Linked DNA regions of Homo sapiens: region 2 is linked to region 1. A link is a contact called in ENCODE Hi-C data. All regions are on one chromosome and are shown on one strand. Each heading gives the region's core, a stretch centred on a gene start or an enhancer-like site at or near the end of the contact. The rest is flanking DNA. Distances are from core to core; before and after follow the strand shown. Region 1 holds the start of NAXD-AS1 (NAXD antisense RNA 1). Region 2 has its middle 49 kb from the start of LINC00368.

Region 1 (5,944 bases), core at 1,145-3,644:
GGAGTGCAGTGGCCCGATCTCGGCTCACTGGAAGCTCTGCCTCCCAGGTTCACGCCATTCTCCTGCCTCAGCCTCCTGGGTAGCTGGGATTACAGGCGCCCGCCACCATGTCCGGCTAATTTTTTGTATTTTTAGTAGAGACAGGGTTTCACCGTGTTAGCCAAGATGGTCTCGATCTCCTGACCTTGTGATCCACCCGCCTCGGCCTCCCAAAGTGCTGGGCTTACAGGCATGAGCCACCACGCCCGGCCTCTTCATAATAAATCTTGCTGCTGCTCACTCTTTGGGTCTATGCCACCTTTAAGAGCTGTAACACTGTGAAGGTCCGCAGCTTCATTCTTGAAGTCAGTGAGACCATGAACCCACCGGCAGGAACTAACTCCACACATAGTTATAGTTATCTCTTGATTATAGGCTAAATAAGGAGGGGATTATTCATGAGTTTTCTGGGAAAGAGGTTGGCAATTGCTGGAACTGAGGGTTCCTCCCCTTTTTAGACCATATAGAGTAATTTCCTGATGTTGCCATAGCATTTGTAAACTCTCATGGCGCTGGTAGGAGTGTCCTTTAGCATGCTAATACGTTATAATCAGCAAATAATGAGCAATGAGGACACAGAGGTCACTTTTGTGGCCATCTTGGTTTTGGTAGGCTTTGGGCCAGTTTCTTTACTGTGTCATCTTATCAGTGCGGTCTTTGTGACCTGTATCTTGTGCCCACCACCTCATCCTGTGGCCAAGAATGTCTAACCCCCTGGGAATGCAGCCCAGTAGGTCTCACCCTCATTTTACCCAGTCCCTATTCAAGATGGAATCGCTCTGGTTAAAAGGCCTCTGACATGTTGAGCCATCCTTTCACCTCAGCCTCTCAAGTAGCTGGACTACAGGTGTGCCACACCATCCCCTGCTAATTTTCCAAAAAAATTTTGGTAGAGAAGGGGGTCTCCTTATGTTGTCCAGGCTGGTCTCAAACTCCTGGGCTCAAACGATCCTTCCATCTTGGCCTCCCAAAGCATTGGGATCACACGCGCGAGCCACCGCACCTGGCCCCACAAGTTTCTTTTAGCACCATGACGGTGGCTTCAAATAGGGCGGCAGTGGAGGTAAGAGGCCATCAGCCACAGGAGGAGCGTGGGTGGGAGGGCAGGAGAGGTCAGAATGCCTTCCAGGGGTTTGGGCCTCAGCGTTGGAGTGATGGAGCTGCCCTGACCTGAGACGGTGGAAAGCGAAGGGGCCTCGCAGCGAGCTGGTTTGGGGTTCAGGGCAGAGGTTGCGCCTGGAGCAGAAAGGCACCTGACTGCTATACTGGGGGCACATAGTGGGCCTCGGCACTCCACCTGCCAGCAAAATCATTTTCTATAACGCCGCAAGCCTAAAAATGGGCCGATAAACACAAACCAGACCCTGAACCAGATCGTTGTTAACTCTTCAACCTGCCTTCCAGCCGAACCTCTTAGGCCAGAGCTGGGACCAGGCCGGGTTGGGCGTCGCGCTTGTCAATCATCTAGAACCGGGTGTGATTGAGCGAGTTGGGATCCCACTGCCGACAGCCGCGCGGAGGCGGTCGGGAAACCGGAAAACGCTTCCAATGGCTGTGTTTCCGGCGACGGCGCGGGGGCAGCTGGGAATCCGGAATGCTGCCCGATGGCCCTGGGTCCTCGCTGTGGGGCAATCCGGGCTTGCAGACGAGGTAAGGTCGATTCCATTTGGCCCGGGGATGGTCACACGCGCGGGGGCCGGAACTGCCGTCGCCGGCGCGGTCGTTGTCGCATTGCTCTCGGCCGCACTCGCGCTGTACGGGCCGCCACTGGACGCAGGTACCCGACCGCTGACCGCCTCTGCTGGCTCGCGGGGGGGAAGCGCCGCCGAGGGGCAGCCCGCGCGCGGGGCCGGGGCGCCGTGTGGCCTGCGGGGCGGAGTAGGGAGAGGACGGAGGCCTCCTGGAACGGCGCGGCGACGGCTGGGCGCGGCTTGGGTGATGGGAGCCTCCGTGCGGGGTGACAGAGGGGCAGAGGGTGGCGCCGGGCCGGAGCCAGTGCGCGTCCCAGGAGCGGCGGAGCCCGCGCGGTGGCCGGGGAACGGGGGGCCGAGGGCCGAGGACGGTAGGAGGGCCCTGGGGCGCCGTGGTGCGCTGGTCGGATCCGTCTGCTCTGCTCTGTCCCCGCTCCCGGTCTGGGAAAGATGCTCGCCAACTGCGGGCTTGCTGTTTGGTCGGAGCTGGATACGGGGGCCCTCCTGGGGCCCAGGGACGCGGCGGGCGTGCAGGCGAGCTGGCCGGCTGAGCGGGCTTCGCGCACACCAGGAGCAGGGCCGTGTCTGCATCCCCAATTTGAAGTCCCAGTGCGACTGGGCAAGTACAGACCCTGCACGTCCTTGGACGAGAGGGACTGGATATTGCGACGCCTGGGCCGCAGAAAAGGACTCCACCAGCCAGGCCTCCTTCGCCCGCCCCCGGTTCGGGGTGTGTGTGTGCGTGTAGGAGGTCCCTTGGGGAGGGAGGCTCACCTGAGTCATCCCCAGAACCTGAAGTGCTGGCCAGATGTCCCCGAGGGCCCTGCCCTGGCCTTGGCTGGTCCTTGCACGCTGAGATGCCTTTTCAAATAGAACGGATAAGGTAGAAAGAATTTAAACAGGAGCTGAGCAAGTGCTTGGAGCCCCATCTCTTCATAGGGTTTTTTTGTCTTTCTGTTTGCCTTGTTGGTATTGGTGTATCTAACATATTTTATACAGGAAGTAGTTCGTGTATATCTCATTTCTCATAAGGAGAGATTGCTGTTATCCACCTTGGTATAGAAGATAAATAGAAGCTCAGAGAAAGTGACTTAGCCAGGATTCTCCAGCCAGTGAGTGGCCGAAATGGTTAAACGCACCATTTGTTGCTGTAGTCATTAGATAGATTTTACCTTGTGTGTATGTTGGGCATCGTCAGAGAGTTTGGCTTTTTGTTTTCATCAGCACACACTGAGAATGCACTGGGTGGCGCTGAGAGGGTACTCTACACTGCACCTCACTCACACCAGCAGGGAGGCTTCTTAACACTTTATTTAGAGATTTATTTGTAGCTCTTTACCTTAAATTCACACACCGTGATTAGTAGCAAGATTTTTCATTGCGCTTGGTTGAGGATTTATTATCAGACTGCCTAAACTTTTACGAAAAGCCAGGTAGAGTTGTATATTACTGAGGCTTTAGGAAATATTTCAGTTAACTTAGGGATTGTGGTTAAATGCTCTAAATTAGTTATAACTCACATTAACTTAAAGTATTTTTGTTTTTTTAAGTAGAATTTTCCAGTACTAAAAGCACTTTTAGCACAAAGCAGCAGTGATAGTCTTCCCCAGACACGCTTCCTTAAAACAAAAGCCAAACAAATTTAACCTGTTCTTCCAGACTCAGAATTGTCTGAAGAGTTACCGAATGGGATACATCTTAAGTCGCCTATTGTCAAGGCCTTTTTATCCTTCAGAACTTTGATCTTTATATGTAAATGTTTCTGTGTTAACATTTGAAATGTTAAGTTCAAATGGTGACGTCAGTAAGCCAGCTGGAACTTGCTTCACTGCCAAGTGCTGGGAAGTTTAGTTGACCTGCTTTGGCCCTTTTGCTAACAGAAGCTGTTTATCTTAGGTGAATGCTGGTGAGCAGCCTGGATTTTACTTTGTGTTAATACAATTCTATTCAAGTGAAAATGCTATACTTCTTATTTTGCCTTAAAATGGCAGCATTTTACACCTACTGTGTGCCCACAAAAATAAAAACAAAAACATGGCAGCACTTTGGTAAAATAGTGTCTTGTGGCCTGGCTTGTCCATTACTAACCACAGCATCTGCACAGGTTTCTCTCTGGGCCCCAGTTTCCTTATCTGTAAAAGAAAGATAAAGTGCTAGTGAGGAGAGTGAATCACGATGTCTTGACTTCATCGAACATGTATCAAGTGTCTTGTTCTGTGCCAGGCTGTGTTCGAGGTGATTGAGTCCCACATGGAAGCAGTCAGTGCTGCAGCTTGCGGATGGTGCCACATTCCTCGTGGGCAGGCAGTAGTAGGGTGCTGATTCTCTGCCAGTCCAGACATAAGAACTTCCTTCTTATGTCCAGGTCAGCCCCTACCATGTAGGTTGTCTGTGTGCTCGAAAGGTTTCAGAACCCCACATGTAATAATAGTTACTTTTGGTATCACTTTGAATTTTTAAAATTATGTAGCAAAAAAGTTACTATTAATTATATTATGAGTTTAACATAATTTTAAGCTAGCTTCCATTTGAGAGCCGTTGTTCTCATGTGTAAATCTTGAAATATTCAGTTTCTGGATGGCGCTTCTTGTTCTCCAGGGTTCTTAGACCCAGCCCTTACGGTAGCATCATGGCCAGGGAACTGGGAATCTCACAAAGTCTTAAGATTTCACAACGGAACAGGAGCAGGAGGAGGCGACTCCCGCTGGTGGGTTGATCAAGTTGCTGTGAAGGTGGTTTGCACATTTTGGGCTTCAAAACACTACCTTCTGTATAAGATAAAGGAATAGCTCAGAACAGGATTCCCCCCGTGTTTTCTTCCTAGCTATGATAAAGATTGCCGTGTGAATGCAGTGGGTTTTACACACTCAGAATTGATATTTTTGGCTTGTGGTAAATGGGACTTTAATGCTTAACCTGCTGTAGAAAAATCCGCCTTAGAAAGTGGCCCTTATTCGTATATTGTATTCGATGTTTGAGCCCCCTGATATCTTATCATTTTAACAAAGCTTACCTTGAAGTGCAGGAAAAATTGTATGTGTTCTTGTCATTATTTGAATAACAACAAAAATCAGTATTAGCTTTAAAGCCTGTAGGTTTTAAGCGTATCCTTGCCTGGACTAGCATATCTCCTCTTTCTCAACCAAAAAGATCAGAAAGGTGCTATCCCAGTACCAAAAGTACTGGGAGGACTTTCAGCAGAGTGTGACGCAGAAGGGAAGCTTTTCCGCTCTGGGGAGCAGATGCGGAGAGGACAAGCACTTGGAACACAGCATCCCTGGGAGCTCTGGTGCTGCAGTTGTGACCCCGAGGCGGCCCTGCTGTGCCCTCCTGGGAGTGCTGGGCGACACTGGTTGCAGAGGGGCATTGGTGCTCCCCTCCACCTGACAGGTGCTCCACCTGGACTCGTGGCTGCAGCTTAATTTTGTGTCAGATCCTTTCCGGTAATGTATAGGTTATTTCAACTATGAGGCAAAGTGCAAATGGGTAGTTCAGTGTGGGTTTATGGTATTTGCCCTTTTTGATATAAACATTAAATATTTCATACCTCACCTATAGTACTTTTTTTAAGACTTAAATCTGAAATTTAAGATACAGATGTTTGTAAGATATGAATCTTGGATATTGGGAGAAAGAAGCCTCCTGGAAAATATACAGTATTATCTGGTGGAACCATTTTATTCCTTTTCTTATTGTGAGAAATACACATTTATGAAGTATTACCATTTAGGAGTTGTTTTCATCAGGCAGGGTACATTGATATAAATGTTGATTTTTAACATCCGTAAGTTGAAGTCTGACTAAATTGTTTTTCTCTGTGATTTCATAAGTCACAATTTATATTTTATATGACCTTAAATATTTAATTTGAAGTACTGGTATATTTAAAGGTGCTAAAACTACACGCATGCATCTCTACTAGTGGTTCTTAACCCAGGCTCATTTTGCCCCATCCAGAAGACATTTGGGAGTGTTGAGATATTGCTGGTTGTCACCACTGGGTGCGTGTACATGCACTGCTGACTGGGTAGAAGCCGGGGATGCTGCTCAGCATCCTTCAGTGCATAGAACAGCTCCCCACGACAAAGACAGGATGCTGATCGATACCCATAAATGTCTTTTTTTTTGAGACAAGAGTCTCGCTGTGTCACCCAGGCTGGAGTGCAGTGGCATAATCTTGGCTCACTGCAGCCTCCACCTTCTGGGTTCAAACA
Region 2 (5,944 bases), core at 1,341-3,840, 430 kb after region 1:
ACATACAAACACACATACACACCATGCACACACACACCACACACACACCATACACACATACACACCATGCATGTGGACACGCACACACATGCACATACACATACATGTGCACACACATATGTCACATATACACACATACACAGCACGCAGACGCACACACACCATACACATACACACACATATACATGGCATGCACATAGACACACATGCACATACACCATATACTCGTGTACACATGCAATACATATACACACATACGCAGCACGCACGTGCACACACACCACACACATACACACACATACACATCATGCGCATAGACACACACACATACACCACGTACACATGTACACACACACTACATATACACACATACGCAGCACACACACACACACACCATGAACATACACACACATATACACATCATGTGCATAGACACACACGCACATACACCACATACACGTGTACACATGCACCACATATACACACATATGCAGCATGCACACACACATACCCCCAGCCTCACCTCTGCTCCTCTGTCCCCTGGCCAGATACTGCCCTCTTGGCTGCCTGAGTCCTGGGTGCTCACAGCTCAGGACTCCTTCACAAGATGCTCCTCTGCCTCTCTCCGAGCTGAGTTAGGGACCCCTCTGTGCTCCGGGAATAAAGTGGGTCTGCTCTGCGTGGCCCCCGCACACTGGATAAAATGATGCGTGTTGACGGAATCCTGGCACTTGGAGGGGGGCGTGCATGCAGGTCCTGGAGAGGCAGGGGCACAGTCTGCGTCCTCGGCAGGGGGCCCCTCTATGAACAAACGTGGGCTCTGTTACACTCCCGGGGCCCCCTCTATGAACAAACGTGGGCTCTGTTACACTCCCGGGGCCCCCTCTATGAACAAACGTGGGCTCTGTTACACTCCCGGGGCCCCCTCTATGAACAAACGTGGGCTCTGTTACACTCCCGGGGCCCCCTCTATGAACAAACGTGGGCTCTGTTACACTCCCGGGGCCCCCTCTATGAACAAACGTGGGCTCTGTTACACTCCCGGGGCCCCCACTATGAACAAACGTGGGCTCTGTTACACTCCCGGGGCCCCCTCTATGAACAAACGTGGGCTCTGTTACACTCCCGGGGCCCCCTCTATGAACAAACGTGGGTTCTGTTACACTCCCGGGGTGCCCCAGCACTCCCTGCATCTACATCTGCAGCCAGGCCAACCCCAGTAGGGCCTGCGAGGAGGGGCCATGCCAAAGGGACCATGTGACTCTTCCCATCTGCACGACGGGAGTGGGGAATCTTCATGGGGGTGGACAGTGAGGGCATGGGGTGATGGTGGGTGATGCTGAGCCAGGCTGAACCCATGGGTGTGTGTTCACTATGTGGGGATTGCAGAATCCGTGTTCTAGTTTAAGGCAGAAAGGGCTCTGGGGCTTGCTGGCTAAAACATGGGCCTAGGGGTGCCCCGTCCTAAATGAAGTCAGTGTGTAACCTGTCTTGGGATGCTGTGGAAGAAACTGCAGCTCACAGCAGTGAGGGGAGAGGATGCTGTGAAAGAAGCTGCAGCTCACAGCAGCAAGGGGAGAGTGGACCAGCAGAGAGGATTGCCATGCAAGACTTGCTTATCCTGGGAGAGTCTGGAAACCCTACCTGACTGTGATAGCAAACCTGGGAGGGGATCTACACCCTTGCAGAGCTCTTCTCTGCAGCCCAGACCTCACAGTCAGAGCCACAGCCACCGCCGGAAAGCTAAGGGCAGCGAGAACCATCAGAACATGGTTTCAAGGTGGGGTGGTGCCCACAGGCACAGCAGAGGCCAAGCAGCAGCCAGGGGAGGATGGCTCCCAGGGCCCCGTGGCCTTGGCTGGTGATGGTGGTGTTCCTAGAAGGGAAACGGAGGGAAGCCTACTCAATTCCTTCTTGATCTACATAAACAGAGAAGTTCTAGGCCAAGTGAATGAAAGCCTACTCTGAATCATAAAAGCAGAGTGTTGCTGCCCCTAAAACAATTCCCAAACAGACTTGAGCCAGCTGACAGATCCAGAGCCCTCAAAGAAGAAGCCCAAGGAAGGACCCCACTCTCTTCCCAGAGTTTGTATTGTTACTCTTTCTCCCAGACCCCCCAAAAGGGACAGCCTTTCACCCACGTCACTGTGCACGGGAAAGGAAATAATCAGAACTTTCCAGGGCTATTGGACTCTGGTTCTTAACTGACTCTGATTCCAGAAGGACCAAAATGTCTGTGGCCCCCAATCAGAGTAGGGGCTTATGGAGGTCAGGTGGTCACTGAAGCCTTAGCTCCAGTCTGTCTCCCAGCGGGCCCAGTAGATCCCCATCTTGTGGCTCCTTCCCCAGGTCTGGGGAGCATAAGTGAAACAGACACACTCAGCAGCCAACAGAACCCCCTCCTACCCCTGGCTGTTCCCAGCATAACGTAGTACACAAACTATGCTCTCAGAAGCACTGTGGAATAGAAGAGCCATCTAAAGAGTAATGATATTATTGAACACGGTGCGAGCACCAGGGGTCCGCTCACTGGGTTTGTGTTTGCAGCTGGTGGTGTGGTTCTGACTACCGGCCATGGCTCTGGCCCATCCTGCTGTCCTGCTCTTGCTCAACGGGACCACGTGCAACAGGGGCACCTCCTGGGCCTCTGCAGACTTGGTTCTGGTGGGACAGCTGTCCCATCATAAGCTGCAGCTGTCGCAGCTGCTCTCACTCCCACATCCCTGGCACATGACCCTTCCATTCATGTTTTAGGATTCTTCACTAAGACCCCAAACAGCCCCCGGTTAACTTAGGTCACCTTGGAACACTTGGTGCACTTTCTTCCTCAAGTATGTGTTGAGAGAAGATTCAGAGACATGACTTCATTGGTGCTTCCGTTTTCTCTATTTACTGGGTCTCTTTGTTTTGATGTGGGGGTGTCACCCCATATTTTTAGAACGAAGTCCACATGACAATGACTCACCCCTTTTAAGCTCCCCTTGTGGCAGCACAGGGCTCAGCCATCTTTTACTTCATCTCACTGCCTTAAGAGTAAGCAGAAATTTGAAACTGAAAGATGTTGATTATAACAGTTTATTTGCTATTTCCTTCTTGCTCCATAAAATGGAAACCACTGCATTGAATCTCTTTACTTGTCCAGTCACCTGTATTTATGCAACTGCATTTCATATCAAATATGAAATAAATGATCCAAGATGCCCCTAGATGATTCTACAGTCAAATTCAGAAATTATCTTGCTAACTCTTGCATTAAAATAAACTGAAGACCAGGAAGTAGTGAATTGCCTCAGATTACATAAAATATGACATAATATTATTAATTTTTAAGACACTTAATTTACACGAGAAATAAGAAAAGAAAAGTGAGAACTGAAAAGGGAAGTGCAAGGCACAATGGGAGTAAAACATGGGCTGGTGAGGGCACAGCCAGGCCACCTCGCCCACCCTCTAGTCCACAGCCCCGCAGGCTGGGCCACCTCGCCCACTGTCTTGTCCACAGCTCTGGCTCTGCACTCAGCATGCAGTAGGTCCTCAATCAGGACTCGTTAAATGATCACTAAGTAAACAGACAACAGAACACAAGCCCAGTCACCACTTTGGTTGCTTTTGTTCATGAATTGACTGTACATGAAATAGAAAATAATATCTATTATCTATGTACAGGAAAATACCAATTCATTGTCAAAATCTGGTTGTAAACATAGAAATGAGGTAAGAAAATGCAAAGTATGGCATGATGAATCTAAGCTCTGTGTCTATATCTTCTCTACTTTGTTATTTAAAATATGAGTTTCACCATTTTGGGAGGCTGAGGTGGGCAGATCACCTGAGGTTGGGAGTTCAAGACCAGCCTGACCAACATGGAGAAACCCCGTCTCTACTAAAAATACAAAAAAATTAGCCGGGCGTGGTGGCAAGCACCTGTAATCCCAGCTATTCAGGAGGCCGAGGCAGGAGAATCGCTTGAACCTGGGAAGCAGAGGTTGCAGTGAGCCGAGATCGCGCCATTGCACCCCAGCCTGGGCAACAAGAGCAAAATTCCATCTCAAAAAAAAAAAAGTTTCTGAAAAGTCTTCAGCTTTCCCTCTTTCTTAGGAATAGGATTTGTGTTTCACAATATGTACAGTTAGGGAGACCCAGGTAAACATGCTGATGCTGGAACAAGAACGAGCCTCAGAAAAGTGGAGTCCTGTGGTTCTCTGTCTTCATCAGAAAAAGAGGACAGTGTATTTATTTTTTAAATCAATAAGTTCCTAATAAAATTGAGAGGACTGAGGGTCTTTTTCTTTCCCTTTAGATAAAATTAATTTTAAGGTTCTTTCTAGAATGGCAAAGTCATTGTAGGGGAACAGACTGGCTCCCACGTGAGTCAGGGAGGACAGTAGACAAGGGACCAGGCAGTGCCCTGGGGCAGGTCGGGATGCAGAGAGTCACTCCCTGAAAACCTGGAAAGAGGATCTAGGGCAGAGCTCCTGTGGGCTACCTCTGGTACCGTGGGCTAGCTCTGGCCCCGTGGGCTAGCTCTGGCACCTTGCTACCTCAGCTTGCTCCACGCACACACTCTCAAACAGCAGAAGGCACAGCTAGCCAGGTGGGAGAGATGGCGTGTTTGTGGAAGGCGTCCACATGAAGAGTGGTAGTGATAAGTCGACATGCAGCAATGTCCAGTCCATAAAAAGGATATGCATGTCCATCAGTGAGCACATCCTTGTCAAAACATTTTCAGCAGAAGTAGAAATGATGTAGGTGTAGGGACATACTCCACAATATCAGCTCCTAGAAGCATCATGGAGAAATTTCATTAAATACCACCTACAGAAATATGATGGAAAACAGCTATGGGTCTTTGTAAGCAAATTGACCAGCCCCATGTAAACTTAAGCCTAAGTATTCCAGGGAAGGCAACTGCAGAAAATCCTTTCAAAAGAAAGAAGGCTTCACTGCACAGCCCTGGAGTTTGTCTACCCTGTTCGCCTCCCTCTTGGGGAACTCTCACCAGTGAGGGCCCTGCTGCATGTGGAGGACTTGGGACTTCAACGGCCTCGTTCCTTGAGCTCTGTTCTCTTCTCACATTTCCCATTCCACTTGGTCTCTGTGAGTGGGTTTTTTTGTTTTTTTGTTTTTTTTTCAGATGGAGTCTCGCTCTGTTGGCCATGCTGGAGTGTAGTGGCATGATCTTGGCTCACTGAAACCACCACCTCCCAGGTTCAAGTGATTCTACTGCTCAGCCTCCTGAGAAGCTAGGACTACAGGCGTGCACCACCAAGTCCGGCTAATTTTTGTATTTTTAGTAGAGATGGGGTTTCGCCATGTTGGCCAGGCTGGTCTTGAACTCCTGACCTCAAGTGATCCGCCTGCCTCAGCCTCCCAAAGTGCTGGGATTACAGGCGTGAGCCACCGCGCCTGGCCCTCTGTGAGTGGTTTCACCCACACGTGGCCTGAAGGGTCATCTCTCTGCAACTGACTCCCAGCCCCATGTCACCCCGGGGACAATGCAGCAGCATCCCGGTATTTGCAAGTTTCATGTGTATAGAACAATGCGGTCCCGTCCAGTCACAGTCAGGTTCAGCTGGCCTCAGTGCTGTGACGTGGGCTTCCACAGCAAAAGGGTCCATGTGGAATTACTGGGTGCCAGGCTAGCCATGGGCAAGGATGACAGAGTGTTTGGGGCCAGTCACCATACACATTTCTAAGGCAGGGCTGCATTAGACTTCTCACCAATTTTGAGAAAATTGGCAATTTTAAGCACAGCTCTATGGAACAAATGGAGTTGCAGGTCGTCTTGGTCTCTGCACCTGACTTCAGGCTCGTAGGCTGCCGCATCTTGGTTGATACAGCGGCCCCTACCACTTCTGCAGAGGCTGCGAGGCCCCCGCAGCTTCTCCACATCTTCCTCTTATGACATCAAGCTGCCCGAGGGGACAAGGCTGGGCTGCCTGGT

What was found. Hi-C counts contacts between places; a loop is a spot of excess contacts on that map. Pooled maps may share reads with other maps.
Region 2: a loop to region 1 is called in a pooled map, with 4 times the contacts of the local background. The contact joins the enhancer-like site here to the promoter of NAXD-AS1 in region 1. A Hi-C loop is called at or near these places in 1 of 168 maps with a recorded cell type or tissue (tibial artery), 2 of 37 single-sample maps with no recorded cell type and 4 of 50 pooled maps.

Annotation. Positions count from the first base shown.
Region 1 is chr13:110,613,959-110,619,902 of GRCh38, forward strand. NAXD-AS1 (NAXD antisense RNA 1) reads right to left here and starts at 2,395. Exons shown (of 1, transcript NR_182301.1): 1 at 1-2,395. NAXD (NAD(P)HX dehydratase) reads left to right here and starts at 1,587. Exons shown (of 10, transcript NM_001242882.2): 1 at 1,587-1,689. The coding sequence starts at 1,644. RefSeq lists enhancers at 668-1,595, 2,497-2,546, 2,567-2,616 and silencers at 1,797-2,046, 2,057-2,216.
Region 2 is chr13:111,044,086-111,050,029 of GRCh38, forward strand. No RefSeq gene overlaps it. Among named protein-coding and RNA genes, the nearest start is that of LINC00368, 49 kb to the right of the region's middle. RefSeq lists enhancers at 2,777-3,071, 2,855-3,024, 3,045-3,104. Within about 2 kb of position 2,591, at least 6 of the 41 ENCODE cell types and tissues checked have a DNase peak (open chromatin) inside an H3K27ac peak, as active enhancers do.